2 separate regions of the Homo sapiens genome follow, and region 2 is linked to region 1. A link is a loop called in an ENCODE intact Hi-C map of the cell type or tissue named here. Cell type or tissue: A673. All regions are shown on one strand. Links, peaks and the distances in the headings refer to the core of each region. The heading gives the core; the rest is flanking DNA. Region 1 overlaps LOC105374914 (a long non-coding RNA gene). Region 2 overlaps LOC100506207 (a long non-coding RNA gene).

Region 1 (15,574 bases), core at 2,647-10,646:
ACGACTGTTTCTTTGAGTATATCTTTTTCTTCTTCATTAAATATCTTCTGTCTTCTAATGTAACCGTCATACGTATGTTTGACTATATGAATATTATCTGACACATCTGTGAGGTGATATTTATCTTGGTTTGTTTTCCTCTCTGTTTTTGACCTTGAATCATTTTAATTTTTCTGTCTTTAAGTTCACACACTGTTTCTTTTGTCATATCTTTGACAAAGTTAATTCGGTAGATTTTTTATTTCAAAAAATGTTCTTTTTTATTATGAGAATTTCCATTTAGTTTTTCTTCTTATTTCTGTTTCTGTGACGTGGTATTTTGTTTTATTTTTTCTCCTTGGATAGTTATTAATAGCTCATTTAAACTTGTTGCAACATGTGACTCATCTTGGGTTGGACTCAATTTCTTATTTCTTGAGGATATGTTCTGTTTTCTTAGTACTTCTCATATTGGATAACTTTGGATTATGTCCCTTATATTATGAATACTGTGTTCAGAGGATACTGGATTCCATTATTATTATGTGATAAGCATTTTTCCTTTTGTTTTACAAAGTCATTTTTAATGCCTAGAATTCAACTGCTTTCAGAATCATTCATCTGGCTCTTTCTCTATGGAGATTTGTGTTGTCTTTTCAGTTTTCCTGGTTTCTTGGCTTCTCTTATCTTCTTCACCAGATCAGGAAGACTGGAGCATTTCCATGCATGCCCTTGTCTCTCCTGAGTGCTCTGTGGACTGCACCTAGCTACAAGGTAAAATTGCAAATTGAGAAACTCAGTTTCTTATCTACCTTCCTCCAAGTAGCTTCCACTCCACCACATTCTACCTGCTTATGGCCGGGTGTGGTGGCTCACACCTGTAATCCTAGCATTCTGGGAGGCCGAGGCAGGCAGATCACCTGAGGTCAGGAGTTCAAGACCAGATTGGCCAATATGGCGAAGCCCTGTCTGTACTAAAAATACAAAAAATTAGCTGGGCGTGGTGGGGTCCACCTGTAATCCCAGCTACTCGGGAGGCTGAGGTAGGAGAACCGCTTGAACCTGCGAGGCAGAGGTTGCAGCAAGTCAAGATTGTGCCACTGCACTGCAGCCTGGGAGACAGAGTGAGACTCCATCTCAAAAAATAAAATAAAATAATTCAGTACCTTCAGAATTGTAACAAAAAAAATTGTTTTCTTGTTTGAACCGCTAAGATTCTGTTCTACACATGTGTAGTTCAGATATATATGAGTCAGTGAAGTGGGGAGGCAGAATTTGGGGATTTGTTTCCAGTACTTTCCCTTCTGGGATTTCCCATTCTTTTCAGTATTTATAGCTTCCAGGCTTATTTTTTCTAGTTTTCCAGCTAGATATATTTTGGAGTTTTCCAGGTACATTCCCTGAGCTGTCACTTGCCCAAAAGACCGAACCTAGCCCCTCAAACATGGGAATTATTTGTACAACTCCTGTCTCCCCTTATAGCATAGATTGTCTGTAAGAATATATTTGCTTCTGTTCAGTATTTTGTACCTTTACGTAGTTTTTTTTTTTTTTTGGTCCAGGTTTCATAGTTATTGTCTGCAGAGAGGTTCCCCCAGTAGAGTCTAAGTCCAGTATACTGAGATGTGAAAAAAGTCTCGTGATTTTTACATGAAATTTGCTTACTATTCATTCACTCTGAATTTTTTCTTCTATTATGTCTTTGATAATTTCCTTTTCTCCATTTTGTAATCCCCTATTTCTGAACTTATTAGAGATTCGTTTTTCTTCACTTAATATTCTATGGCTTCTCTTTTCACTCAAAAAACTTTCTGAAGTTTATTTTTCCAAATTTTCTTGTCTAATTTTAGTCAGTTTTTCTATTTTTGTTAATCATTGTATTTATTGCTACAGGATATCTATGTTTTAAATTGAAGCAGCAAAAGAACTGAGTGGGATATTTGTAAGCCTGGGCCAGTGGGTGACTTTTATTTAGAGAGCAGATGGGGACCCAGTGGCAAATATGTCTAATGCACAACAACTACTACAGTTCTGTTTAGTTTGTTCAACAGCTTCAGAAAAGAGCTTTCTAATTTTCTGTATGAGAGTGAGCTTTATTTGAATTCTGTTCATTAGGGTAGGTGGGTAAGGATTGTCATAGGAGAGGAAGGGTGAATTCTTCTTAAACAGACCTTTCGTTATCTTATTTCCAACCTTATTTCTCACTCTGCTTTTTTGTTTTTTTCTATTGATTCAAGGGTGGAGCTTCCCCAGGATTCTTTGCGTGTTATCTCCTTTTTTCACACAGCCCTCCCTATTTATGGTTTCTTCTATTTCATTCATCTTTTATTTATCTCCCTTCAGAGACTGCAGTGCTCTAGCTGGGCAAGTCTGGTGTGGGGAGGGCAACTTTCTTCAGGGAGGCCTTACAATTAAAATCTTTTAATTGCCTGTGGTGAGGCCTCAAAAATGACACGTAGGTTTTTAAGCAGAAACTGTACTCCTCAATATCCATTTTCTATAATCACGCAATATACTGCACTGTTATTACTCTAAAGTTATATTTTATATAGATCAAGAATAAGAATAAAATACTTTATTTTAGCTTCACTTATTCTTTCTCTGATACTCTTACTTTATTTGCATTTATTTTAGCTTCAACTATTCCTTCTCTGATACTCTTCCTTTATTTGCATAGCTATGACCTTCTGACTTGTAGAGTTTTCATTCTTCTTGAAGAATTTCTTACAGGGAAGTTCTGCTGATAATAAATTCCACTAGGTGTTGTTCATCTGAGAAAATCTTTATTTCTTAATTATTTTAAATGATAATTTTACTGGCTATAGAATTTTAGGCTATTGAATATTTTTCTCTGAATACCTTAAATGTGTTACCTCCCTCCTTTCTTCTTTGCATGATTTCTGAGAAGTCTGCTTTACTTTTTTTCCTCATTCATCTTGTCTTAGCCAATTAGGGCTGCTATAACAGAATACCATATACCATGTTGCTTATAAACAACAAAAAATTATTTTTCACAGTTTTGGAGCCGGGGAGTCAAAGATCAGGGTGCCAACATGGTAGGGTTCTGGTGGGGGTTTTCTTCTGGGTTACAAACTGGCAACTTCTTACTTTGTTCTCACATGGTGGGAGGGGCTAGCTAGCTTTCTGAGGCCTTTACTGACTAACCACCTGCCAAAGGCCCCTCCCCCTGGTATCATCAACTTGTTTTTAAGATTTCAATATATGAATTTGGGAGGAACATAAACATTCAGACCATAAGACCTCTATAGATAATGTAGTCTTTTCCCTGGCTTCTTTCAAGCTATTCTATTTGTTTTTGATTTTCTACAATTTGAATATGATATGCTTAAGTATAGATTATTCTGCTGGTTGTACTCTGATTTTTCTAGATTTGTGGTTTGGTGTCTGTGAGAAATTCAGTAATTTTGGAAAATTCTTGACCATTATTACTTCAAATATTTCTTCTGCCTCTCCTGTCTTTTCTCTCCTTATGGTATTCCAATTATACATATGTTGCATCTTTTGAAATTGTCCTACAATTTTTGTATGTAAACTTCTGGGGTTTTAATTTTTTTTCTCTTTGCATTTCAGTTTGTGAAATTTCTATTGACCTATCTTCAAGCTCACTGGTTCTTTCCTTAGCTGTGCAAAGTTTACTGCTGAGCTCATCAATGACATTTTTTATTTCTTTTTGTAGTGTTTTTAATTTCTAGAATTTCCTTTTGATTCTCAGTGTGTCTATATTTCAACTATATTGTGCATATGTTTATGCATGTTGTTCGTTTTTCCCAATAGAGCCTTTAATATATTAATCATAGTTATTTTAAATTCCTTGTATGATAATTTCAAAATATGTTTCAAATGTAAGTCTGGTTCTGATGCTTGGTTTGTCTCTTCAGTATGTGCTTTTTAAAGTTCCTTTAGCATGCTTTGTAATCAATCTTTTTTTGAAGCAAAAATGGGGTGTCAGGTGATAGAAATGAGGCTTTAGTGTGATTGTTGTATGTTTATCTGGCTACGAATTGGGTTTTTTAATGTTTCCTGTAGCTGTAGATGGTGGAGACATCAGATGCCTCTAGTTTCCTTGTTGTTACACTTGTTATCTTTGGCTTTCCTGAGTACTCCTACTTAAATAAAGTCTATATATTGAAGCTATTTCCACCACAATGCACTGCTGTTATATTGTGTGGGGAATGGGAAGCATTCTATAATCTCATAATCAAATCTCAGTCTTTTAGTGAATCCATATCCCTGAGCAATAATCTTAACTAACACTTTTTAGCTCCCATCTCCCTTACACAAGACAGAAAGAATAGAGGGGACTAGAGTTACAGAAGTGTATTTCCTCCAGTGGAATATGGTTTGGGTAAAGATTTTTCTCCTTGGAGAGACAGTTTTTGTTATGGAGAATGCTCTGGACATATTTCACATAGTTACTCTTTTTTTTTCCCCTGCGAGGGTCAGTAAGAAAAATTTTATTGGCTGTTTTCTGCAGAATTTTTGGTGAGTTTCTAGAGGTGTAAACCATGAAATAGCATAGGCCCCTGCTAAGATTTCAGGCCCCTAGAATTTCTGACTCTCAACCTAATCCACACTTGGTCTGTAGCAATGGATAAAAATTACCACTTAATGGTTTTCACCAGTTTTTGAATCCAGCAATTTTTTTTCAGGTAGGCATATCTCGGCTGATGTATTTACTTCATTTGTCTCTCTTAATTTTGGAGTGGCAGTTTTTCTAATTACCTTTATTCTCTGATGAACCTAAGAAAAGTTGCTGATTTTCAGTTTTTACAGCTTTTTTTTGTTGTTGTAAGGACAAGGGTGATGACTTCCAAGTATTTCACACTTCAGAGCGTTTTAGCTGAAATCATAGTCATTCTTTTTTCTCCTCTAATTCTGAAACTCCAGTGATTTGCTAGATAGGCTATTTGCTATTGTTCCACAGAACATGGGAACAATATGCTTTCATTTCACTTTTATGTTTACGTTTTTATTTTGTTTTCTACTTTGTATTTTTATTTCACTTTTTTCTCCTTTTATATTAGTTTGTATATTTTCTATTGTCCTACTTTTAAGTTCACTGATTCTTTCCCTCTGTCTACCCTATTCATAGGCCTCTAAAAAATTCTTTATCTTTAATATTTTATTTTTCATTTCTCACATTTCTATTTGACTTTTTTATTTTATATAGTTTTCATCTCTTGGTGAACTTTCCTATCTTGTCATAAACATTGCTCCTATATAAGTTTAGTGTGAAAGTTATCTGAAATTAAACACATAGCCAAACAGGATTATTAACTTTTGTTAGAAGCACATATACTAGTAATTTATTTCTTTATAAAAATAATATAACCAAGACTTAGTCTATCAATGGTTAATTTACCAGTAAGATTTTGTTTGAATCTAAATAATAATTATAAAGAAAATCAACATTACGCTTTACTGGTAAAACTGGATAGAAGCCATTTTATGAAGGCTTTGGATAGGCAAAAATTATTTATGTATTTGTGCTAACATTTTCCAGGGAAAACTTGGTCATTTCCACTCAGTAGAGACAGATTTTTATAGGAAAAGAAATTGTAAAAATATTCTGCCTTTGGGGCAATTGTAAAAATGTTTTAATGTGCCTCAGCTGGAAATTTCTGTGTTTTGCCAAATTAAATGATCATTTTCTCCCTGCAAAAAGTGTCTTTCATGTTGGAAAGGATTTGAGAATAGAGTGTATTTGAAAACTATGTAAACCATTTTTGAATTTTCACTGTTTGGCATGAAAATGCTGATTTTTCATCTTAGCTTTAGCTATCAATGTGAGGATTCCTTTCAATAAAAAAAGGTGAAAAAAATTACCCACCTTAAGTTGCAGGAATAACAATATACTTTAATTTGCAGTAGAAAATGGGTGGTTGATTATACCTCTTCCCTGAAAAATTTTGAAGAACTTTAAAGAAAGTTTTACTTTTGTTCTTCCTCCAGTGGAATAAAAACAAAACAAAACAGTGTTTCTGTAATACTGTTTGTTGAAGATTTAATAATTAGACTTCAATTATGATTTATTTTCTATTTAACCAAATAAAAGCAGACTCACTAAGTGTCAAGTGGGTTTACAGTTGGTTGAATTTCTTTTTAGATTTTTTCTGATTTATTCTAAACTTAATAACCTAATACCTTAATATCACAAAACTATATTTTTTCTGATACTGTTATAATCTGATAATAGATTTTTAAAGTTGTCAAATATTATATCCTGCTCTCATTTAAATACTTTTCAGTGACATATACACTGTAATTGAAGGTGGTCATTTCTTCTCAGTAGAGACAGATTTTTACAGTTAAAAAAAGAGAAAGAAATACTGACTTCAATAAAGGGAATCACTGCATTACTTGAGTCTTAATAGTGTCTCTAAAGATGGAGGGCAAAGGCAGAAATTTCATAAAGTTGGGGGATCTGGTGTAAGTGGACTTTTCAGCATGTAAGTTGGATTGTGATTAGGTAAGGCTGATGCGCTAACAATGGAGGGTGGTGGACACAGAGATGTAAGGATTCTGAAGTGAATAATTCAAAAGTCGGTATTGGAAAGTAAGCAGCAAGCTTTTTAAAAGAAGTTTCTCTTATCCATACCAAAGAAGGGTATGCAAAAAACTAAGAGCTTTATTACAAATTAAATCAGGATAGCTCATAAATTTCACAATCAATAATTTTTTAAACAAAGGAATCTATTGCCCACCACGAAGGGATTTTTAAAAATCTAGCAGTAAGGTAAAAATGTAATTTACATTTTCACTCTTTTTTACATTTCAAATATATCTTTATTTATCATGCAGTTAATATCACACTAATCAAAATTTGTGGTTTTTATCAAAATATTTACAAAGGTAATGAGATACTTATTCATGGCTCTTAATGAAAGAGACAAAATACCTTTTTGTTCATGTATGACTTTACCTTGTATTTTGATTTAACAGCAGCAAATCCATTATTCTGAAAACCTAACTAGTTAAATTGTTTTTATGTCATTTACTGACTTTATGCTTCTGGATAAAGAAGGAAAAAAGAGAACTCAAAACTGGTAAAAATAATATAGCTTCTTAGCCTTCAGGGGGAAATTCTTTATTAAGATACACTTTAAATGCACTTCTGATAAGCTTCTTTCACAAACAGGAAGTCCATATAGAAAATAGGCATGCTCATTTGCAGCTTTAATCATAACACTTGTATTAATAGCATAAAAGGAAACCTCCAACACTTACTTTTAAAGGTTTTATTTTAGGCTTCTTATATTAATAAGGAATGGGGACACTGATAGCTCAAATTTTTCATGTTTAAAGGCTCATTTGCAAAAAAACAAAGTAAATGGGAGAAAAATAATTTATGCAAGCACTGCTAATCCAGCTGTTTTGCTTCTGGGCTTAATTGGATTTACCTAGCATTGATATTTGGTGTCAGCATGTGTTATATCATCAACACAAGCAATAGTTACCCAACATAAATGAGGCAATGAAGAGAAGTGAACGCCAAGATTACAAACCTCAAACCAAAGACAAAATATTATTTTATTTGACTCAATCTTAGCATAATTACTTTTTAGCCATGTGTGTTATAGACTTCCTGTATCAGCTTGATGCTGCTATCTTCTACATTTCTGTCCTTTATATCTATCTGCTAAATATAGGCAGTGAAGAAAACTAGTGTTCGATAAAATGACTTTAATAATGGTTACACATATCTTCTGCCTGGCCAAGTACTCCTATTAACTGTAAAAATGCATGCATTGTCTCTAAAGGTAGGAATGTGACACCTGAATTTCAAAGGCAGGTATACGTCATCGGTAACCAGGTCTTTGCTATTTACATGTAGAAAAATGAACTTAACCTTTAAAATTAAGCAATAAACAGCATGTTTAAGAAATAATTTGCAAATATATTTACTTACATATGTATATCTATTATTCCGTTCATCTGTGAGAATATTAAATGTCTTCAAGTGAATATCAGGAATATTTTATTTAGAAAATACATGTAAGAAAGATTACTATTACTTAAAGAAAAATATTTTAATAGAAATGTTTATGAATATATATGTATTTACTGTATGTATTCATCTCATATATGTATGTGTCAACCTGAAATATATTTTGTATATAAATACATATTCATATTACACATCTAAATGCATTCTACATATTTTGCCACATACCTCATACTCTTTCATCATTCCTTGCCCTATCTACCTTGTTTGAACACATAACCCATCCTTTATGTTAATACTCCTCATCTTCCTTTCCTATCCTAGTTTTCCTTTTTTTATTGCAGTTATCATCTCATGTGCTAAATAATGCATTGGTTTATTATATCTGTTGTTTACTGAGTACTGTCTATTTTGCTCTACTCTAAGATAAACTTCATGAGAGAGAGGATCTTCCTTTGATTCACGAAAATACCCCAGTTTTCTATAATAAAGCATGACATGAGTATTATAGGTGCTCAGTGACTGAATGAATGACTGGATATGTTACAAACATTATGTGTGTGTACATGTTTATATACGTCTGTGTATGTGAGGATATACACACACTCAGATATGTGTGTATTTAGACTTCTAAATCATAATTTTCCTATGACTTTTTCCTAATTTTCCTTCTTCTGGTGTTTAAGCCATCCTTCTCTTCTGTGTCATTTATGGAATACATAAGCTTAGAAGTTTAATTCAAAAGGTCCAGCATAGTTTCCTAATATTCTGACTTCAGAGTTACTTCAGAGTTCTAAGATATATAGTTTATCAAGCAAAATGATTAAAAAATAGTCTTTTTTATTTTCTCAGCTTTTGGATTGCTATCATAGTGCTCTGAGCTTGGTTGACCAGTATTTCTTCCAAGTCAAATCAAAGGGAAATTACTCTTGAGCTAAATGAAACAATCTGGATTGTATCCAATAGCATCTCCCAGTGAAATGGTCACTCTAGCTCAGCAGGATCCTCTGAGCCAATATAATTCAGATGAGTTTGAGTGAAATGCAAACATTATCATTCTGTATCAAATTAGGAAGGTATTATACACTATCATGTAAGTTGGCAAATCTAAGGTCCAAAAGACTCAGCTTCAAATATTTTTATCAACACTGGCCATGAAGTTGGGCTGCCAAAATTCAGTGAGCCGTGCAGGTGAATTTAACAGTATTGTGAATTGTATTATAAAAAATTAAATCTTTGTTCATTCAGGTCTCTGCCCAAAATGTCCCTCCTCAGTGATATATAACTAGTATCCTCTTCATGCACTTTTATATTGCCTGTTATAATTTATATTCATTTTGCCTATTTGATTTCTATCTGTTCTATTCACTAGAATATAAGCTCTGTGAAGGCAAGAACTTTGCATGCTTTGTTCATTCCTGACTGTCCAGTGTTCAGAAAAATATTCCTGATAAAGTGTAGGTGCTCATGTCATAGTTATTAAATCAATGAATGAATAAAAATAAGTAGCATGAGGAAGAAGATGTGCCTTCTAAAGAGCATTTTATTGGCCCCCAAGACTCTTCTGCATATGCACTCCAAAGGATACATAAAGAGCCCTGGCACTGAGCTTTTAAAATAATAATTCCCTTTTCTGAAAAGCATTTATAATATTTCCTAGAAACCACTCTGAAACGAGAAAGAATTCACATTTATCGCAAGTCAAGTGTGAGATAATTCAACACCTATGATTTCATAACTACATGCTTAGTCCTTAGAAATGGCCTGATTTTTGAGATATTTTGCTTTGGAGACACAAGGTTGAGTTTTAATATGAAAACCAAAAAAATAAAAAAAATAAATATGTTCCTGAGAAAATAAATGAGTGGAGAAGATTGCAAAAGATGCAGACCTTTGGTTGTGGGGCGAGAAAAGATCAAGGTTTCTATTTTAGACAAGTTAAGGTTAAGATGTCCCTTAGGGGTTCAAAAAGATATGTTGAGAATATATGGATATTTAAGCCTGGAGTTAGGAAGTTATCACCATATAGTTATTTAAAGCCATAAAAAGGAAGTGAATGTAGATAGAAAGAAGAGGTCTAAACATTGACCTCTGAGATACTCCTACATTAGGCAATTGGGGTAATTGCATTTACCAAGTAAGAATAGTTATAGGATTTACCAATAGGAATACTAAGAAGCAGTAGTAAGAGAAGTAGAAGGAAAAACAGGCAGCTGTGGTGTTCTGACCATCAAATATAGACGAATATTTGAAATGTTGGGATTGAAATGCTGGAATCTATATTGTTTTTAATGAGTTTTGAAAATATTCTATAAGTCAGTTTTAGATCTATTTATTTTTCATCATAAAAATGGCAAGCACATGACGGAAGTATTTGAAAGGACAAGAGAAATTAATTCATACTCAAACTCAGTAAAACAAGAGCAGAGATTTTCTGGACTACCTAAAAGCTACTAATTATTTAAGTCCTTTTGGTCATTTTCTTTTCATGCATGTTCTTAAATACTGAACTAATATTATGTGTAAAATTTTTATCAAGCTTATTCATTATGTTAAATCATAAGCATTTTAAACATTATTTCCTATTTACTACTGTTTAAAAAAATAAAGCAATAATAATCCACAAGGGGTTGAACTATATTTCTTAACTTCTTATTGGTTAGAATTTATCTTTCAAACAAAAAATATTTTTGATAACCAGTTGTGCCAGGTACAACAGAAGGAAAATAGTCCAGAGAAAAACATGTACAAGTAAACAATTTGTTCAAATACCAGATTTAGAACTTGTTGGTCTTTATTATATATCAGATATTGTTCTGAGAGATTTTCATTTATTATCATATTTAATCATTACCAAACCTTATGAGATGGATGTTATTAAGAGGATAAGTATGTGCACAAGTATGAAAGAGCTTTAGGTTATTAAAACAGTTACACAGTTCTGGAAACTTAAGAGGGGCTGGTTCTTGACAAGGGGGTTGCTGTCAACAGACTCCCTGGAGAGGGTAGCCAGGGTTGCCTGAACAAAAAGATGAGGCCAGTTAATACAGTGCCCATGTGTTATCTCAAAGAGATCCTGAAGATAATGGAAGGCCTTCTAGAGCCTTTAGAAACTGCAATGGCATGATAGATTTATGATTTAGAAAAGCTACTCCATAAATGAGGCTAAAGCCACACAGGCTGGGAAGAAGGTGATAGTCATGAAGCATGAAGCAGGCCTGAGAGAAATATTATTTTTCTTTGCTTAGGAATATTTCTCAGAAGCAAAATATTGGGTTAAAAACTAAATATTGGAATGGAGCATGATAAATAAAAGATTTGGTAAGCCCTGAGTGCATATAAATGGCTTTATTTTGATAGTTTTTAGTTTATTTTTTCCATTATTGGTATCACCTGGCCAAGCTAAGAGTAATTGCCATTCTTTTCTCTTTATGTTTGATTTTAACAGTTTGAGTCCAGGTGTGTGGGTGTTTGTTAAATTCCCATTCTAAATAATTTCCTAAATTTTGACTCAAATTATTATTGCTATTTTCATTACTATTGTTATTATTATTACTATCATTATTATTTGTGAGGTCCTAGCTTTTCGTCATCTCATACATGGGTGCACTTCCATATGAATTAAGCAATAATGCATATTTTCTTTTAGAAAATGTATCATTTTCATTGCCAGTTTTCCACAATATAGCCTTAAAGTACTCATTGATCCCTTCATGTGTATCATTCTTACTCTTCTCTATTTCTTTGTGAGGTTTAAGTTTCCCCTTTGTTGTCATTCTCCTTCTGCTTGAAGAACTTTCCTTTAGTATTACTTGGCACGACAAATCGGCTGAGAATGAATTCCCTCAGCTTTTCTTTCCTTCCTTCCTTCCTTCCTTCCTTCCTTCCTTCCTTCTCTTTCTTTCTTTCTTTCTCTTTCCTTCTTTCCTTCCTTCCTTCCTTCCTTCCTTCCTTCCTTCCTTCCTTCCTTCCTTCCTTCCTTCCTTCCTTCCTTCTTTTTTGTCTGAGAAAGTATTCGGCTCAAGTTTTGGAAGATATTGTCACTGGTTGTGAAATTTCATTGACAAGTTCTTCTTTTTCTCTCTTAGTCTGTTAAAATGATCACTCCGATATGTTCTGGGTTTGTGTAGTTGCTGAGGAAATGTCTGCTATAATCCTTATCTTCATTCCCCTGTATAGAATGCTTCTTTTTTCTCTGCCTTCAAGATTTTCTCTTTATCTTTGGTTTTCATAGTTTAACTATGATGTGTGTAGGTGTGTCTTTGTTTTGTTTTTATTCCACTTGAGGCTTTCCAAGGGTTTTAGAGGTATGATTTAATGTTTTGATTCTTTTTGTAAAATTCTCAACTACTACTTCCTCATTTTTTTTTCTGATACATTCTCTCTCTCTTTCCTTCTTGTGGGACTCCAATTTCATGTAAATTATACCGTTCGATATTGTGCTGTTGCTCTTTGATTTTGGTGGTTTTTTTAAAAAAAAACACTTATTTTAACTCTGTATTTCAATTTCAATTTGAATTTCAATTCAAAAAATTAAATAATTTTTATTTACCTAATTTCAGACTCACTGAATCTTTCCTCATCTGTGTACATTCTATTTATGAACCTCCTAAGGATTTACTTTTTTATGTATGATTTTTTAAAATGGTTTGTTTTGGGTTTTGTTGTTGTGGTTTTTTTTTTTTTTAACTTACAGCATTTCCATTGTACTCTTTCTGTATACCTGTGCTAAATTTTCCCATTTGCCCATTCATATTGTCCATCTTTTCCACCAGGTGTCAAAATATTTAATCAATTATCTTAAAGCCTCTGTCAGTTAATTCCAATATATGAGTCATCTATCCTTATGTTGCTCACTTTTTTCTTGATTTTTTTTCTGTGTATATCTCATAATTGTTTATTGAATATCAGATATCATGCATAGAAGAATAGTAGAAATGCAGGAAGATAATATTTATACCTAGCAATGATTGTACCTCCTCTTTTGTTCTTCAGTTAGAATGTAGGGTTTGGCCAATCTAATCAGGAGTTTATGTGGTTTGGAGTTTTTGTTGCTATGATTATCTTCAATGAACTATAGACTTCAAGCTCCTCAAGCTACTCAGGATAGAGTCAGGATAGAGTCTCCTAGGTTTTTCTGAGAGTCCGTTTGTTTTTTCCCCATTCATTGTTAGTCAACACTAAATACTTGCACCACAGAGTATAGTCTCCCTCCAGGTTCTTGCCACTTTCCCAGTGATAGAATACCATACCAGGGACTTGGTGCTTGGCTAGTGGTAGAATTGGGAAAGTTCTTTGTTGTTCTGGTACAACCTCAATGTTAGGCAGGACCAATGTGTCTGGGCATCAGGAGTGATACATTTTTACTGTTTCCATACTTCCTCTTCATGGCATTTTGTGTATGTGGGGTGGGAGAGATAATTCTCCATCAGTCTCTTTCCTTCTGTACATCTGACCAGCAGACACACTGACAGCCTTTTTCTTCATTGGACTTTCTTTTCAAGAATATTTGTATAGTGAATATCTTTATAAGATAAAGATAGTGCCTTCCTCTGATGCCTGTCCTCTGCAGATTTGTTTGCTGTCTAATACAGCAACAATACTGTTTGCAGTATAATACAGACATATTTTTCTTCTGGGGCAAAAGTCAGGTAGATTTGTTTGTTGTCAATTATGAAAGATTGGAGCATCCTACATTAGGGCTCTTGTTCTGTAATGCAACTGACTGCATATGAAAGCATCATCTGACCCTCATCATCATGTCACCTTATGGGTAGTGGGGCTCAGGGTACTGGGGAAAGAAAACCATGACACTCTGACTACCACTATTGCAGTGAGTATTAAACTGCGTTCTGTCTCTGACCCAGCAGCCTCATGTCATTCTGCCAGCACTTAGAGAATTGTGTGAAACTAATGAGTTTTTAGCTTGTTAAGGTAGGGTAAAATCTCACACCCTTCATACTTCTTGAAAATCTTAGGTAGAAGTTCCCTGCCCCTCCATTAGTGGAATCAAGCCTCCACTTGAAATCTGTGTAGGATCCTGGGTCTCAGACTGTTTTGTATTTCTCCTCCCCAGGAATACAGGGTTCAACCTTTTCCCTAGTAGCAATGGAGTGTTGCCTGTGCCATAAGAGTTATCTTCTATCCAGAATCTAATTGAGTTTTCTTCTTCTCCTTTCTCATAGACTTAAACCATTTGCTTTATTTTTGTTTTAAAGTCTTCTACAAAGTGGACAGAGCCTTAACCCTCACAGATGCTAACAACTGCTTTATCAGTGCTCCTGAGAGGGAATTATTCTGGTCGCCCGCTCAGCCCTTAGTCTTTCTCCTAAGCAAATGGTAGAGACCCACGGATAAAGTCTTGCAACTTTCCTTGTGTCTAGGGCCCTTAGCAATCCCAAATGAACACATTAACCAATTCTCCTCAGCCTTTAAGTGTTCATTAAATTTTTTGCTTTTTCATTTTGTACCAATTTCTATGGTGGTCATCCTTTTTATATTCTCACTAAGCAATTTCTGACACAGTTCTTGTGTCCTGCCTCTCTTTGGATGTGATGATTCACCTTTAGAATTTGATTTACTTGTTTGCCTTTATGAACTAGACTTTTAATGAGTTTAAGACAAGTTATAGTCTTGTAGATAATGCCCATGGTCTGAATGGTTGTCTCCCCAAAATTCATATGTTGAAACCTAATCTCTAATGTGATAGTATTATAAGGCAGGTGATTGGGTCTTGAGGGTTCTGTCGTCATTAATGGGATTAATGCCCTTATAAAAAAAGACCTCAGAGAGCTAACTTGCCCCTTGTCATTTGGATAAAACTTCTAAGGTTCCTTAATTCCACTCTCTCATTTTAAAGATAAAGGAGCTATGCCTGTGGAAGGAAAAAATCAAATGGTCAAGTAAAAAAATCAAATGGCTGAAAGGCACTGTTGCCAGGAGAGTTACTTTCAATGTAACAGTACCTCTAAGGGGTTCAATTTTAGTTTGATCCAGCCTCTCTAGCCAGCTGTGTCTTTTCCACTGTATGAGGACACAGCAATAAATCACTATTCGCTAACCCAAAACTGGGCCCTTACCAGAACCTTACCTTGCTGGCACCTTGATCTTGGACTTCCAGCCCTCCCTGCTGTGAAAAATAAATACCTGTTGTTTATAAGCCACCCAGTTTTGTGTATTTTGTTATAGCAGCCTGAACAGACTAAGACAATAATCTAGCCTTTTCTCCCTGTTAGGTATAGAGCCACATTCTTTGCATGTTTCTAGTCACCTAGAGGATGAGTCTAGAGAAACGACATATTGTCTAATTCAATATTCAAATGGGATATTGTCCAGAGAAAAAAATATTGTTTAATTTGTTCACTTGACAAAGATTTCCCAAGTCTTACTCAAGACCAGGTTGTTATACTAAGCCATGTAGTGGGTACTGAAAGATGTACAAATCATGGTGGAAGAGTAATATTCATATCATTATCCAGGCTTCGGCTTGGAGGAATGCCAGCTTGGTTAGCCCATTGGCATGAATATTAACCCATTTGAGATCCAGCTACCTGGGCTCCAAGCTTTATCTTTAAGAACTCCCTACTAGTCTAGACCTTCCTTGTTCCTTCCTAGTTTATCAGATGAGTA
Region 2 (15,574 bases), core at 4,460-12,459, 470 kb before region 1:
GTACCTTTTGATTTGAGACAAGAGCTCTCCCCACTGAATCATCACTGATCAGAAATAGGTTGTACAGCTAATGCTAATTGCAAAGGAGGCTGGGAGATTAAGCATTCTTAGTTGAACACAGTGCTATGCCTAACAAAATGCTGACAAAGGAGAAGAAGCAATGGATATTGCATAGGTAACCAGCATTGTCTTTCATAGAGAGCTATACAAAATTTTTATGTGCACTAATAAATTGAAATATTGTAATAAATGGAATAGCTGTCAAAAATATATTTATATGTAAATATATTGTATATATTTCCTTGATTCAAAATAATGGAAGATTTGCTTTTTAATTATTTGAGAATATATTTCTATTATTTTTTAAAAGGTTCCAGAGGATGCAAAAAGATAAGAAATATCTCTTTGTATTTCAAAGATGGCAAAACCTTGCTACCTTACAAAACTTGCTCAAAGAAAAATAAAACACAGGCCAAACTTGTTTATTCATAGAGATAAAAATGCTACATAAATAAAAGTAAATACATCTCAGCATGAAAATTAACAATAACAAGCTGTGATTAAGGGTTTATTTCTGGAATTAAGGAATGGTTAAATAATTGGATATCTATTTATATAATTCATCTCATCAGCAGATAAAATATGAAAAATGATTTTTTCCACAAAAACTCCTAGTGACTCCTAATTAAAGATTCTTCTTTAATATTATAAAGCATGTCCAAAACCAGCAATGGCCATCATTATAGTCAATGACATTTCTATTAAAGTCAGGAACAAGACAACAAGGCCCACACTATCACCAATGTTCTTTTATCCTTAAAATAAATGAGTTTGAGGACAGAGGCAAAATATTATCACTTGTCAATGATAGGCTTAGGTATCTGAAAACTTCCATAGACTATGGAATAAGCCTACTATAGCATATTAGCTAGTCATGCAGAAATATATAAACTTTAATAATAAATCAGTAGTTTGAAAGCACGATAAAAACAAAATCCCAATTCAATACCAAATATAACCTGGGCATTAACCTAACAAATACAAATAGATGTAGAATCTGTTCAGGAAACATTTTAAACTTCCCGGAATAATGTAATAGAAGACTTGAACAGACATGGAAGCTGTCTATGTTGTTCATAGGCAAGACCTAACATTAGAAAAATAATACTTTTTCCTAATTAGCCTATAAATCTAATATGTTTTAATCAAATTCTATTGCGATTTCTTTTAAAAACTTGACAGACTATTCTGGAATTCTTAGGAAGAACAAACAGATAAGAATAGTAAAGATAATTTTGATTAAAAAGGGTACTAAGGCACTCTTTGGCCTCCTAGAAATTAAACACGTGAGGGTTCTAATAATTAAAATAATAAGATAACAACACAGGAACAGACATATTTTTAATAGAAAGAGAAGTCCATAAGGAAACCTAATTATGATGAAAAGTTTATCTTAGGATAGAAATTGATTTTGTGTTTTATCACTGAAGAAAGGATACTTCTTTAAAATGGTATTGGAAAAAAAAAAGGAAAATATAATATTCCAACCCTATTTCAGATCTTATCCCAAAAGAAAATTCAGATGGATTACAATCTTAGTGTAAGAAATGAAACTATAAAATGACAAAAAGCAAGTATAAAGAAGCTTTTACATGATTTTGGGATGGAAGATTATTTTACTTTTGTTCTGCAGGTGCTAACCCAGTAGGTTTCAAATACATATGTTACCCCTTATATTTGAAAATGTGTGGGCAAGACAGGAAATGGGGGGGCAGATACTGTCACAGTGATGGGTGGTGGTGTTACTGATATTTAGTTAGTGGGTGCTGGGGATGCAAAAATCTTGCATGGCATGGGACATTCCCACATGGTAAGGAGCTGTCCAGCCCCAGATGCCAAAAACAACCACACTGAGAATCACATGTTGTGGAACATTAAGAATTATTTTAAAAGGTCATTATTAATCATGAAGTGGTCCAATAACTAATATTTCCTGTCTGAGGTTTTCTCCCTTTCTTCTTTTTTAATGGCAAAATGCCTATAAATGACTAAGACATCTGAATAATGGCTTTTCTGTCCTCTTCTACATACCAGCTGTAACAATTCGTCAAATGTAGGCAACTAGCTTTTAAAAATATAATGAAGAATGTATTGGTGGTGGTGTAAATTAGAGGCATTTGTAAAGAGAGAAGATCTCTGGACAAGCTCACATTCGCTATGCCTCATTTCCTCTCCTTTATTGTGTTGATAAAGGGAAATGGTGTTTATTGGGAGAGGACCAAAGAAGTTGTATTATTTCCAGTTTACACAATTACTGTAAAAGCTTCTCTCAGACAGTCTTACCTCAGGACATTCCGTGAGTCTCACTGTAGAGGATGTCATATGCCAATATTTCTTAGGGTTCTTCTGATTGAAATGCCTTTTAAAAAACTTGTTTGAATACCTCAAAATAGGCATGGCTATTAAAAAGAGAGAGTTGAGTTCTGATAGCTAACATATAAAAGTTTAGTGTATGATAAAAATATTTCATCAGAATTTTCAAAGGGAAAGGGACATTTTGGCTGCAACGAAGAAGGTCACTTCTCAGAAGCGATTCTCCGTTTTTCAGATCTCCCTGTTAACTCAGCAATGGTAACATTGATTTCATACCTTATTATCCAGTTATGTAAATAATCGGAAAGAACAGAATGCCTGACTAAAGTGGTTTAAATGAGTACAGGTTTATTTATTTATTTTTTCTCACATATCAAGAAGTCCAGAGGAAGACAGCTTAGGGCTGGTGCAGGAGCTCAACAGTCTAAAAACTGGGTTCTTTCTGTTTCCTCTGCCATTCTTAGGACATTGACTTTAATTCACATGCTGGTTACCTCACAGTTATAGGATGGTTGCTGCAGCTCCTGGTGGTGTAACATCATTCCAGGCAGGAAGAAGGTAAGTGGGGAGCAACCCCCTGGACCTGTGTGTGTGTTAGTGCCAACTATTGGAGGGTGAGGTCCGTTTCTTTCTGGAAGCAAGGAGAAGAGGGAGAAGGAAATGAAGGAAGAAGGGAGGAAGAAGAATGATAAGAAGCTAGCTAGGAAAGGTAGAAGCGGCAAGACCACTGTACTTCTTAACTTTGACGTGCATGCAGATCACTCGGTTTTGTTAAGATGAAGACTGTGATTCAGTAGGTCTGGAGTGTCTGCATGTCTAAGGAGGTCCTCCATGATGCTAATGCTGCTGGTCTGTGGTTTATGCTTTGAGCCTGATAAAGTCTCTTGAGAGTTGAGTTACTTCAATATAAAACAATTCTAGTTTGTTTTTTTTTAAGTCTCAATTGAATTTTTAATATGTTCAGTGGTGAAATCTGGATACTCTACTTTATTTAAAGTTCTCCCTCCCTGTCCTTGAGTGACCTTGTGGTTGGGCCTGCAGCTGGCTGTCTCATTCTTATGGGGCTTTTGTGCAGGACACTCTTCCATCCTCTGCGTCATGGGAAATTTCTGATTTGCAGTTCTTTCAGGTTGGCTTCTTTATTTCCCCACAAATTCACTTTTCTGCATAAAATCATCTTTTGATCTTGTGGCCACTGAGGTTGGCCTTCTTTTATCTGGGCATTTGGGTGAAACTGAGAGTCTATTTTGTTAGCAGTGTTAGCCTCCAGGTTCTTTCTACTGCATTTCTCCCTTCCAGGAGGATCTACTTAGGGAAGACCTAAGACATCCCAAGCCTTGCTCTGTTTCTTGAGTGGATCTTATTGGGTCCATAGGAGAAACCTCACACATTCTTTGCCCAGACACATTCTGTGACTCCAGGCTATTTCCAATGGAGGAATGTCTCTTTTGTCCACTATCAGGGTAGATAACATGTTATGGATTCTCACACTAGATTTCTCAGGCCTGTGTCAGACCCTCGCCCACTGTGCAGCCCAGTCTCCAAATGGCCCTACTAATTTTTCTTTTTTTTTTCTGGCTGAAGATAAGGAGTCAGCACACTTAACCCTCTCCCTTTGAGGCAGGGACATGCATAGCTCTCTTCAAGAAAACTCTCTCAGTTCAAATGTAACCACCTTCTTGAATGTTTTAGACTTCCGTATCTCGGTTTCCAACCACAACTTTGCAAGTTCTGCATAGAGGATCTGCTAATGGGTTTTGGAATGCCGCGGTGGTTGTCACATTGTAAATATACAGTTGTGCAAGCAGTGCATTGCAGAACTCTAGGGGTGCCATTCACCTCCAAGTCACTGCAGATTTGTACAGTGATGATTTTTTCTTAATTGCACTTTATGCAGTTAAGAAAAAGGAAAGGTTGCCTTTTTCATAATGCACAAAATCCCCTTTTGATCTGCTAGCAGCTAATTTTGGTGATAGCTGTGTCAGGGTCATCAGAGAAACTGAAAAGTCCCTCATTATTAGGAATGTTTTAAATTACTTTATAAAATGTTATGAGGACTTGTATATGTTTGATTCCTTATTATTATCCCTTGAATACCCAATGCAAGTTTTTCTTGTAAATTTTAAATCCTTCATTTGCTTCTTTGGGAGTTTTTAAATTTAATTTTTGAAAAGTAAATATGAAACAGAGGGATTCAAATTTTGGTTGTTCTTTGCATTCAGATATTCTGCAATCAGTAAGTTGAGTTCCTTTAGTTGATTTATATTTCTTATCAATATTTCAAAGCACTTGTTTCCACAAATTTTCTATTTAAAACAATTTCTTATTCTTGCATTATAACTTCAAAAACCTTGCTTTTGGCTTTGTTTTTTGGCTCTTACATCACTTACAAATTTTTAAAATTGATTACCTTGTTTTAAAGGTTGATGACTGCCTGTCCAACTCCATTCCCATCTGGCCTAGAATGTTTAAATTGGCTGTCAGCCTTTTTTTATTTTGCTATTTTATTTATTTATTTATTTATTTTTAAATTTGCTTTAAGTTCTGGGATACATGTGCAGAACACGCAGGTTTGCTATGTGTGCCATGGTGCTTTGCAGCACCTATCCACCTATCATCTAGGTTTTAAGACCCGCCTGCATTAGCTATTTATCTTCATGTTCTCCCTCCCCTCTTCCCCCACCCCCTAACTGGATGCAGTGTGTGTTGTTCCCCTCCCTGTGTCCATGTGTTCTCATTGTTCAACTCCCACTTATGAATGAGAACATGGCGGTGTTTGGTTTTCTGTTTCTGTGTTAGTTTGCTGAGAATGATGGCTTTCAGATTCATCCATGTCCCACAAAGGGCATGATCTCATTTCTTTCTATGGCTGCATAGTAGTCCATGGTGTATATGTACCATTTTCTTTATCCAGTCTATCATTGATGGGCATTTGGGTTTGTTCCGTGTCTTTGCTATTGTAAATAGTGCTGCCATAAACATATGTGTACATGTGTCTTTATAGTAGAATGATTTATATTCCTTTGGGTATATACCCAGTAATGAGATTGCTGGGTCAAATGGTATTTCTGGTTCTAGATCCTTCAGGAATCACCACACTGTCTTCCACAATGGTTGAACTAATTTACATTTTACACCAACAGGGTAAAAGCATTCCTATTTCTCTATAGCCTCGCCAGCTATTGTTTCCTGACTTTTTCACAATCGCTATGCTGACTGGTGTGAGATGGTATCTCATTGTGGTTTTGATTTGCATTTCCCTAATGATCAGTGATGTTGAGCTTTTTTTCATATTTTTTTGGCCACATAAATGTCTTCTTTTGAGAAGTGTCTGTTCATATCCTTTGCCCACTTTTTGATGGGGTTCTTTGTTTAAGTTCCTTGTAGATTTTGGATATTAGACCTTTGTCAGATGGGTAAATTGCAAAATTTTTCTCCCATTCTGTAGGTTGCCTGTTCATTGTGATGATAATTTCTTTTGCTGTGCAGAAGCTCTTTAGTTTAATTAGATCCCATTTGTCAATTTTGGCTTTTGTTGCAACTGCTGTCGGTGTTTTTGTCATGAAATTCTTGCCCATGCCTATTTCCTGAATGGTATTGCCTAGGTTTTCTCCTAGGGTTTTTATGGTTTTGAGTTTTACATTTAAATCTTTAATCCATCTTGAGTTAATTATTGTATAAGGTGTAAGGAAGGGGTCCAGTTTCAGTTCTCTGCATATGAGTAACCAGTTTTCCCAGCACCATTATTAAGTAGGAAATCTTTTTCCCATTCCTTGTTTTTGTCAGGTTTGTCAAAGATCAGATGGCTGTAGATGTGTGGTGTTATTTCCGAAGTTTCTCTTCTGTTCAATTGATCTATATGTCTGTTTTGGCACCAGTACCATGCTGTTTTGGTTACTGTGGCCTTATAGTATAGTTTGAAGTTAGGTAGCATGATGCCTCCAGCTTTGTTCTTTTTGCTTAGGATTGTTTTGGCTATATGGGCTGTTTTTTGGTTTCATATGAAATTTAAAGTAGTTTTTTCTAATTCTGCGAAGAATATCAATGGTAGTTTGATGGGAATAGCATTGCATCTATAAATTACTTTGGGCAGTATAGCCATTTTCATGATATGGATTCTTCCTATCCATGAGGACAAAATGTTTTTCCATTTTTTTATGTCCTCTCTTATTTATTTGAGCATAGTGGTTTGTAGTTCTCCTTGAAGAGATCCTTCACATCCCATGTTAGCTGTATTCCTAGGTATTTTATTCTCTTTGTATCAATTGTGAATGGGAGTTCATTCATGATTTGGCTCTCTGCTCTGTCAACATGCTTTGACTAGTTAGAGGCATCATGCTACCTAACTTCAGACTATACTACAAGGCTACAGTAATCAAAACAGCATGGTACTGGTGCCAAAACAGACATATAGATCAATCGAACAGAAGAGAAACTTTGGAAATAACACCACACATCTACAACCATCTGATCTTTGACAAACCTGACAAAAACAAGGAATGGGGAAAGGATTTCCTATTTAATAATGGTGCTGGGAAAACTGGCTACCCATATGCAGAGAACTGAAACTGGACCCCTTCCTTACACCTTATACAAAAATTAACTCTACACCAATTATTGGTGTATAGGAATGCTTGTGATTTTTGCACATTGATTTTGTATCCTGAGACTTTGCTGAAGTTGCTTATCAGCTTAAGGAGATTTTGGGCTAAGACATGGGGTTTTCTAAATATAGAAATATGTCATCTTCAAACAGAGACAATTTGAATTCTGCTCTTCCTATTTGAATATGCTTTATTTTTTTCTCTTGCCTGATTGCCCTGGCCAGAACTTCCAATACTATGTTGAATAGGAGTGGTGAGAGAGGGCATCCTTGTCTTGTACTGGTTGTCAAAAGGAATGCTTTCCAGCTTTTGCTCATTCAATATGATATTGGTTGTGGGGTTGTCATAAACAGCTTCTATTACTTTGCAATATGTTCCATCAATACCTAGTTTATCGAGAGTTTTTAACATAAAGGAATGTCAAATTTTATTGAAAGCCTTTTCTGCATCTATTGAGATAATCATGTGGTTTTTGTCATTGGTTCTGTTTATGTGATGGGTTATGTTTATAGATTTGTGTATGTTGAACCAGCCTTGCATCCCAGAGATGAAGCCAACTTGATCGTGGTGGATAAGCTTTTTGATGTGCTGCTGGATTCAGTTTGCCAGTATTTTGTTGAAGATTTTTGCATTGATGCTCATCAGGGATATTGGCCTGAAGTTTTCTTTTTTTGTTGTGTCTCTGCCAGGTTTTTGTATCAGGATGATGCTGGCCTCATAAAATGAGGCTTTTTTGCCCTCTCTTCACCTTTTGCCATCACAGGGTGGAAAACTCCCTGGGATCATGCTTACACCACCATTTTTGGAGTATGGGACCCATGAAGGAGCATATACCTCTATTGCATGTGCACATGTTTCTCCTATCATAAATATTCATCCACCTCCTATAGCTCACTAAATACGTATATTTGGCCGCCCCATTCAGGATAAATTCTTGTCCCCATTTCCCCTCCCTCAAAGTGTCTTTTCTGGCTTCTGGCCAGACGCTGTGCTTCCCAACCCATCAGACAGCCTGGCCACCCTGCAGGCTGCAACTCTTTATGAGAAATAAAGCTCTCCTTTCCAAATTAATATTATATATATATAATAATCTCCTTTCCAAATTAAATATATATATATTTCCAGTCTTTATCCTTTTGAGTGAAATATGGAATGAGATTTGTCTATAGGTTCGTCTATATGCATACAGATTTATAATTGTATAAATTAGGCAAAGAACATTTTATGAAAGCCTTTTTATAAGAGTTTATTTTTTCTTGAAATTTTCTGTAACAGATTTTTTTTCCAGTCATTTGCGGGGGACGGGGTCTATATTAGAACCTACAGGGAGATTTAAATTATTTAAATTATCCCAATTAAGGGGGATATTTTTGAGTCTCTTGATCTGATGATTTAATCTTGTCATTGCCCTTCATAACACTTGCAAAGCTTAGCAAGATCACGAAGAGAAATTGCATTTTATTCTAGAATCTGTGGTAGAAATCTCTGGAGTTTATCTTTGTAATTTCTCATTTTTTTCCCTGTAAGAACCACCAATGCTCATTCCACTATCTATGAATAATTTTAGTTGACAATCAAAATATATTAACCCCCAGTGACCCGAAAGCAATGAAATCCACCATTTCCTATTCTGAAGACTGTTCGGCAAACACAGATTTAAATCTCTTTACACTTCAAAATTTTTTACCAATGAAAAGCTCAATGAAATTGCCTACAAATAATTTCTGGATAGTTTAACTTATGCTTTCTGAATTACATTGCATTTTATCCTGCTGATAGAAACTATAGTAAATTTTCATTGTTTAAGACCTGATTTTAGAGCTGCTCATGAAGACAATTCCATTCAGATTCAGTAATAAAAATCAAACTTCCCTCCACTTTTGGCCAGAAGAGGGAAGCAGTTGACTGCATCTGAGGCATCTGTGCATGGATTCCAGCAAACTTTTGTACTTCAAATTAATTACCACTCAATAATGTAATAGTTAAAATAATGCACAGCTCTCAAATGTCACTTTGTAAAATTAAAGGAAATGTATAAGGTATGTATTTTCTTTTCGTTCATTTATGTCTTGAAATTACTTAGCTTCTTAGACTGTGTGTTTGTGAAATTTAACAAACACTGCTAACTGATAGTCAATCTCTGCTTTAAGTCAGACCTTTACCATTGGATTAGAAAATCAATAACCAAACACCCAGAAGACCTGCCTTATTGGTCTAAACTTTTGCCTCTGACATGAGAAAGTTATTTCCTAATCGTTCCACACAGTTAAATGCAAGCTCCTGGCAACATGGGATAATATATGTTTACCTCTACAATTGCTTATATTAATATTAGGCTGTTATTTTAATTTTAATTTTTTCTTACTTAGGATGTGATCACTCACTTAAATTGCTCTTTTATTGTCTTGTTCTTGCCTTATCTCTGATATATTTGGTAAAGTACCAGATGAACTTCAGGCTCATCTAAAATGTTTCCCTGAATTAGTTTGTGCTCCAAAGGCCATGTGGAGTACAGCATTGAGGAAAAGTTTTCTGGATAATTCAATTAAAACAAAAAACAAAAAGCAAATGAAGCCCCTATCATTGAGTAAACATAAGAATTTAAATATTTCTGTTGGTAATTGTACACATTTCCTTTTTCGTTTTGAGTTGATACTAGTTCTGTTTATATAACCAGACACTGTATGATAACTGAATGGCAAGAACTCAGTCCACTTGCCACCAAGGTACATTGTATTCATCTAGGCCTCACAGAAATAGGGTTACCAGATGACCCGTATGAATTTGTCACTCACTGTTCTGTTACAGACCTTGTTTTAGTAAAGTGATGTGGGTATTCATTTTCTTCACTGTATTTTTTTATTCCTGCATATATTTAGTTTTTAATTTTTTTTCTTCATTTCACCCTGATTAAATTCTCATATTAGGAGCACTTTAGTAAAGGGCCTAAAATAAAAACATATACCCAAAGAAGTCTCAGAATGTCATTAGTGGCCGGGCGTGGTGGCTCATGCCTGTAATGCCAGCACTTTGGGAGGCTGAGGCAGGTGGATCACCTGAGGTCAGGAGTTTGACACCAGCCTGGGCAACATGGTGAAACCCTATCTCTTCTAAAAATACAAAAATTAACTGGTGTGGTGGCAGGCGCCTGTAGTCCCAGCTACTTGGGAGGCTGAGACAGGAGAATCACCTGAACCTGAGAGGCAGAAGTTGCAGTGAACCAAGATCATGCCACTGCACTCCAGCCTGGGTGATAAAGTGAGACTCCATCCCTCCCCCAAAAAAATAAATAAAAAAAAAGCTCAAAATCTATACTCTATTTAAGTGAATAAACAATTTGTGGCAGATTAAAGATGGCAACAAGTTTTTTGAGATTCCTCCCAACAAGAGATGGGGTTTTGTCTTTTTTTCCCTTGAATCTAGGTAGGTTCTATTATTTTTTTGACCCACAGGATATAGTGGAAGTCAGGCTGTGTTGGTATCCTGACCAAGGCTTTAGGATACTGGAAGCTTTTGCTTTCTGTCTCTTGAAACACTTGACCTTGAATTCCACCTGCCATGCTGTTTGGAAGCCCAAGCTGCACTGTGGAGCAACCCATGTGAAAAGGAATGGAGGCTCTGGCTGAACTTCTCGTTGACAGACAACACCAAATTGCCAGCCATGTGAGCCAGCCACCTTGGAAGTATCATCTCCAGCCCCAGTCTAGCTGCTGTCATTGTATGGGGGAGAACTAAGTTTTCCTTGTTAAGCCCTTTTCAAATTGCTGATTTGTGAGCCAAATAAATGATTGTTTTTGCTTTAAGCCAAAAAGTTTTGGGACAGTTTGATTTACAGAAATACTTACCTGAACAATTGTTCTTCAACAAAAATAATCATCTCCCAAAGAAGCTTGTTCATAATAAGTGATGTAAAGCTGACAGTTTGGTCTTCAAAAGCCTCTCATACTGTTAGGAGGGAAATGAAGCAATCAATATAGGCTTGTAATCAGCATTAGGGAAAGTAGAAAACTACTGATAAGTTTTAAGCCTTCTATTCTACAACACCACTTCAGAATTGAGTGCTAATTGCTTCATTGCTGCTGAACGGTATTAGTAGATTTAGAATTTGTACAATATACCAAGCATGTAATTGTCTCATGACACCATTTGTGCACTGAACAGCAACGCTTAATGTGGACAATAGACTTGGAATGGATTTTAGAAATGCTAATTAACAAAAAAGTTCTTATTGTATAATAATGTTTCAAGTGTGTTCCCAACAACTTCAATTAGCATAGAACAACTAAAGCAAAGAGCAGGGGAAGTTAAATAATACTCTGTTCTGTTCCTTTCTGTATCACGGACCTGCAGACCAAAACTAGAAGACATGGTCATCTTTTTTATTGTTTTGGAAGGTAAATTCTCATTTTCACACGATTTATTTTTATAAAACAACTCTTTTTAGGGAACAAAATATTCATTTCTAGTTGGAGCAGTATTTCTGAAACTTTAGCAGGTATCAGAATCATCTGGAGAGCTTGTTAAAACATTGATTTAAAAGACCCAATCACAGAGCTTCTGATTTGTTAGATCTGGGGTAGGAGCCAAGAATTTACATTTGTAACAGGTTCCCAGGCAATGTTGATGTTGGTCTGGAGAACACACATTGAGAACCACTGGATTAGAAAAAATAATGTATAATGAATGATTCGTAAGTCCCAGCTACCTAGAAGTGAAAACTTAGCTGTTACTATTACCTAAGGTATCGAGTTTAGAATTATTAATAAACAGTAAACATTCCTTGAATGCCTACTATGAACTAGACACTGTGGTAGGTTTGAGGAGCTTATACCCTGGTTGAGGAGAAATATGGGGTCATATGGGGACAAATAGGAGGAAAATCACCTACTCTTAGGGTTTATGGAGAACTTGTTGTAGGAGATGACTCCTGAGTTAAGTTTTGATATGAGCAAGTGTTGCCTAGGTCAGTAGAAGCTGAATGATTCTTACAGACAAAGAGAATAACCCAAGAAACTAATAAAAGGTTGAAACAGCAGTTTTTATTACAAGAATGAAAGCATGAGGTATAGAAAAGTAGGCAATGATGTAGTTTTGCTCTCAAGAAAGTAAATTTGAAGATAGAAGAGAATAATATAGTTTTGTTTTTAACAAATATTTGTGTGTTACCCAGTATATGGAAGTGGTTTTATTGTGTGTGTTGTTTGTTGTTAAAAAGTGGCTTGGTTTGCATTTTGTTGAGATTTTAAACATTTTCTCATGGTAATTGATTAGAAAAAGGCAAAAATGGGGATAAAATTTGTCAAGACTATTCATTTTAGTGATTTTAAATAATCTGTTCTCTTAATGAATCACAACTATGCTCAATATATTGTCATTTCTAAATTTTGAATTGATTTTGTTTGGTGAGAATTATTTTACCTCAGCTAATGTGAAACTGCATATGTAGCTTAAAACAGAAATGGCACTTTAAAATAAATTTTCAGTGTCAAGTAATGTCAAATCATATTAGTCAGCTTGAGTATGTTAGAAACTAATTCTTTTTTGTTGAATTTCGAACTGCTTCATGGGCAATAGAGGGACTGCACGTCACAGTTACCACCCTCCCCAAAATATAATGTTCACTTCAGAAGAAACACTTCCTTCTTCCTCAGACAGGAAAAAAGGGTGGATAAATTAACAGGAACTAAAAGCAGAGGCACAGCTACTATATCAACAAGTAATACAAAAATGCGTGAAACAGAAAAATGCTCATGGCACCTGAAGTTAACATTAGTCTCTTTTCTATGTATCAAGCTGACATATTAGAAAATAAAAAATTATGTATATTTGATTTTCATGTATATATGAAGCGCATATCTTGAATAACAAAGGCATCTCAATTTTGAAGCAAGCAATTTTTTAGGCAAATCCAAAAGCAAGAAAATGATAAAATAGGTCTGTATTTCAAATAGAATATAAAGACATAGTGAACAAGAAGAAAATGAAGCAAAAGGAGTTCAGTATGATGAAAGAAAGTCTATTGCTTTAGTAGCTCACCAAGTCAAAATCCTCAGGAAATGCACAATCTTTGTTGTGTTAATATGACTTCAAATGGAGCTGTTTAAATCGTTTACTAAGATTTAATAGCTAAACATGGGCACAGTAACAGTATCTTTTATAACCTTTTTGGGTCAAAGAATATTCACACATTTATTTGTGGGTAGAATATGCTTAACTCTTAACAATATAATGGTGCTGTTTGACATCGCAAGAAGGGTAAATAGTAACACCGCAAAATTATGACAACTATTTTTAAAATGTAATTAATTTAATTAGAGCACCAGAAACAAAAAAATTCTGGAAAAGGAGCAGCAGGAGAGAATTTCACTAACATCTTTCACAAATCTCGACTCTAATTCAGTGTTTAAATAATCCTTTTGTCAAAATAGTGAACTGGCTTTCTGCAAAGGACGTCTTTCTGCAAAGGGCATCTTTGAACTGGTTTTTACTTGTGGAGCTGTTTTGTGTACTGAAGAGTATCCACTTGTCAAGCTGCCATTCTGAAACCCAGATGAGTAGCTGAGAAGCTCATTTTGCTTGCCCTCGGGACAGCTAAGCTTTACATTTTTGATGACAATGGAATGCAGTAGTTTATGTCAGGTGTGTGTGTGTGTGTGTGTGTGTGTGTGTGTGCGTGCATGTGCGCACCTGCATGTTATTCAGCTTCTGTTTGAGGTTCACCCTACTTAATTACAAAGTAAGCGTGAAGCAGGGAACACCCTTTGCAACTACCCTTCACTTTTCATCTTAGAATCGTGCACTCTGCAAAAATCTGATTTTCTCCCCATTTTAGTTTTAAAAACAGTTTATATAAAAACTGAAAAGCAACAAAACAGAAATTTCAGAAATGTACACTAAGGTGCTTTGCTTGCTTTAAAGATGGAAACACTGTGTTTCTTATTTCTATTGCATTTTAGAATTTAGAAAACCAGAAAGAATCCAGAAGGTCTTCTATGGCCATTTTATTAAACAGCCATAGGTCCTGAGAAACTGATTCTATGTTTCTGTAAGTTTACTCAGAATTCCAGTGACACCAGCTTTACTTCTATAAAAAGATATTATTGATGATTAAACTTAAAATACTTTTGAGATTATTATAATTAGAAATTAAACAGATATTATTGAATAAAGCAATAATTTCTTAAGCTACAGTATTAAGTAACGTATTTTATAATATCTACATAGCTAACAAAATATCTGTATCATAAACCTTGGGTATATATAACTCAGGTGGTTTGTTTCTGGGAATACGATCATAATAGGGAGAAAACTCAGTGACATAACAGTGACAAAATAGCTTCAACCCTACCTTTAGTTGTATAATTTTGCTGAAGTTTCTGCATATATATAGCAAAGGAATTGAACTACATCTGTAAAACTCAATTTCTAAAAATTCCATGGTTAAATAAGTAAACAGATCCATAGGAGGGAAAACTCTACAAAAATTCAGGAAATGTGATTATCTCTCTCCCTTCCTTCCTTCTTTTCCTTAGTTGTTTAGCTTATGAATCCTGCCTTTAATGAAAGTGAAAAAATAATATTAATATAGCACATGAGAAAGTTATGTTAAAAGCTTAAAAGAAGAGATGGAGAATGGTAAAGATGCAATTCAAAGAAGTGATAAATGTCTGGGATTAGGAAATGATGTTCTGGTAGAGCTATTTGTTATATCAACAACAAGACTGAGATAGGAAGCTCTGAGCTGAAGGATGTATGTAACGAGTGTCAGGGAGGCCCTGGAAAAAAAGCTCAAGTCAATGGCATTAGCTGAGCAATGGAGATTGAAAATTAGGTTTACATATTTCGATGCACCCAGATCACAGCCATGCCAATGGGTACTGCATTTCAGGGACTCTTCCTTTGCTGACAGTTCAGTTTTTCTAGAACACCAGTCTCACCAGGTAGACTTCCAAGAAGATAATTAATTTTCTGCTCATGCAGCAAAATGTGTAAGGGGAAAAAAGCAAACATTCCTGGCCATATAGAAACAAATAAGGCAGATGGGAAAGGCAATGTAGTATGGCAAAAAATTCACAGACCCGACATTGACTCTTACAAGATATTTTACATAGGGCAAGTTTTTTTATTTTTAATCCTTTTGATTGTCAGTTTCCTCATGCATAAGATGGAGTTTATACCAGTCCTCACATAGCAGTGATGTGAGGATTAAATGAAGCAAGACTTGTAAAGCGTCTCACATACTGCCTGGAAATAATGGGTGCTCTCCCTTCAGTTTTTCCTTTTCTCACTTTTTATACTTTTCCTTTTTCTTGCTCCTGATGTTTTCCCCACTCTCTCACCAAGTGAGAAACAGAAGTTTCCAAGTAAAAGATCCTCTTAACATCCAAATGGCCTGCTGGGTGGCTCCTCAAGGTCTTAGAGTCTTAGAGGGGGATGGTTCTTCCTAAGAATCCCTCAGAACACAGTTTCCAGTATCTTGGACTCCTGAGCTGCTCTCCAGGGTGCTGCTGGGCATTTTGAAGATTCTCTCCTCAATGGGGAGTTGCTTTTATCTTCCTAGGGGCTCTAAAGTGCTTCCTGGAATTCGAGCTTCTGTA

Evidence for each region. Peaks named below come from ENCODE experiments on the same cell type or tissue, not always from the same donor. Only the 100,000 strongest peaks of a DNase experiment are listed, where the experiment ranks them.
Region 2: it touches region 1 in a loop (2.9-fold over the local background); 1 of 110 quality-filtered maps calls a loop at or near these places.

Annotation. Positions count from the first base shown.
Region 1 is chr6:8,966,455-8,982,028 of GRCh38, forward strand. All of the region lies in intron 2 of LOC105374914 (a long non-coding RNA gene), which reads left to right. Among named protein-coding and RNA genes, the nearest start is that of HULC, 320 kb to the left of the region's middle. In A673, for the core only: no CTCF peak of the experiment used is centred there; a DNase peak (open chromatin) is centred at 7,277.
Region 2 is chr6:8,490,848-8,506,421 of GRCh38, forward strand. The region is part of intron 2 of LOC100506207 (a long non-coding RNA gene); the gene reads left to right. Among named protein-coding and RNA genes, the nearest start is that of SLC35B3, 63 kb to the left of the region's middle. RefSeq lists an enhancer at 1,356-1,525. In A673, for the core only: a CTCF peak has its summit at 8,875 (motif pointing right); a DNase peak (open chromatin) is centred at 8,864.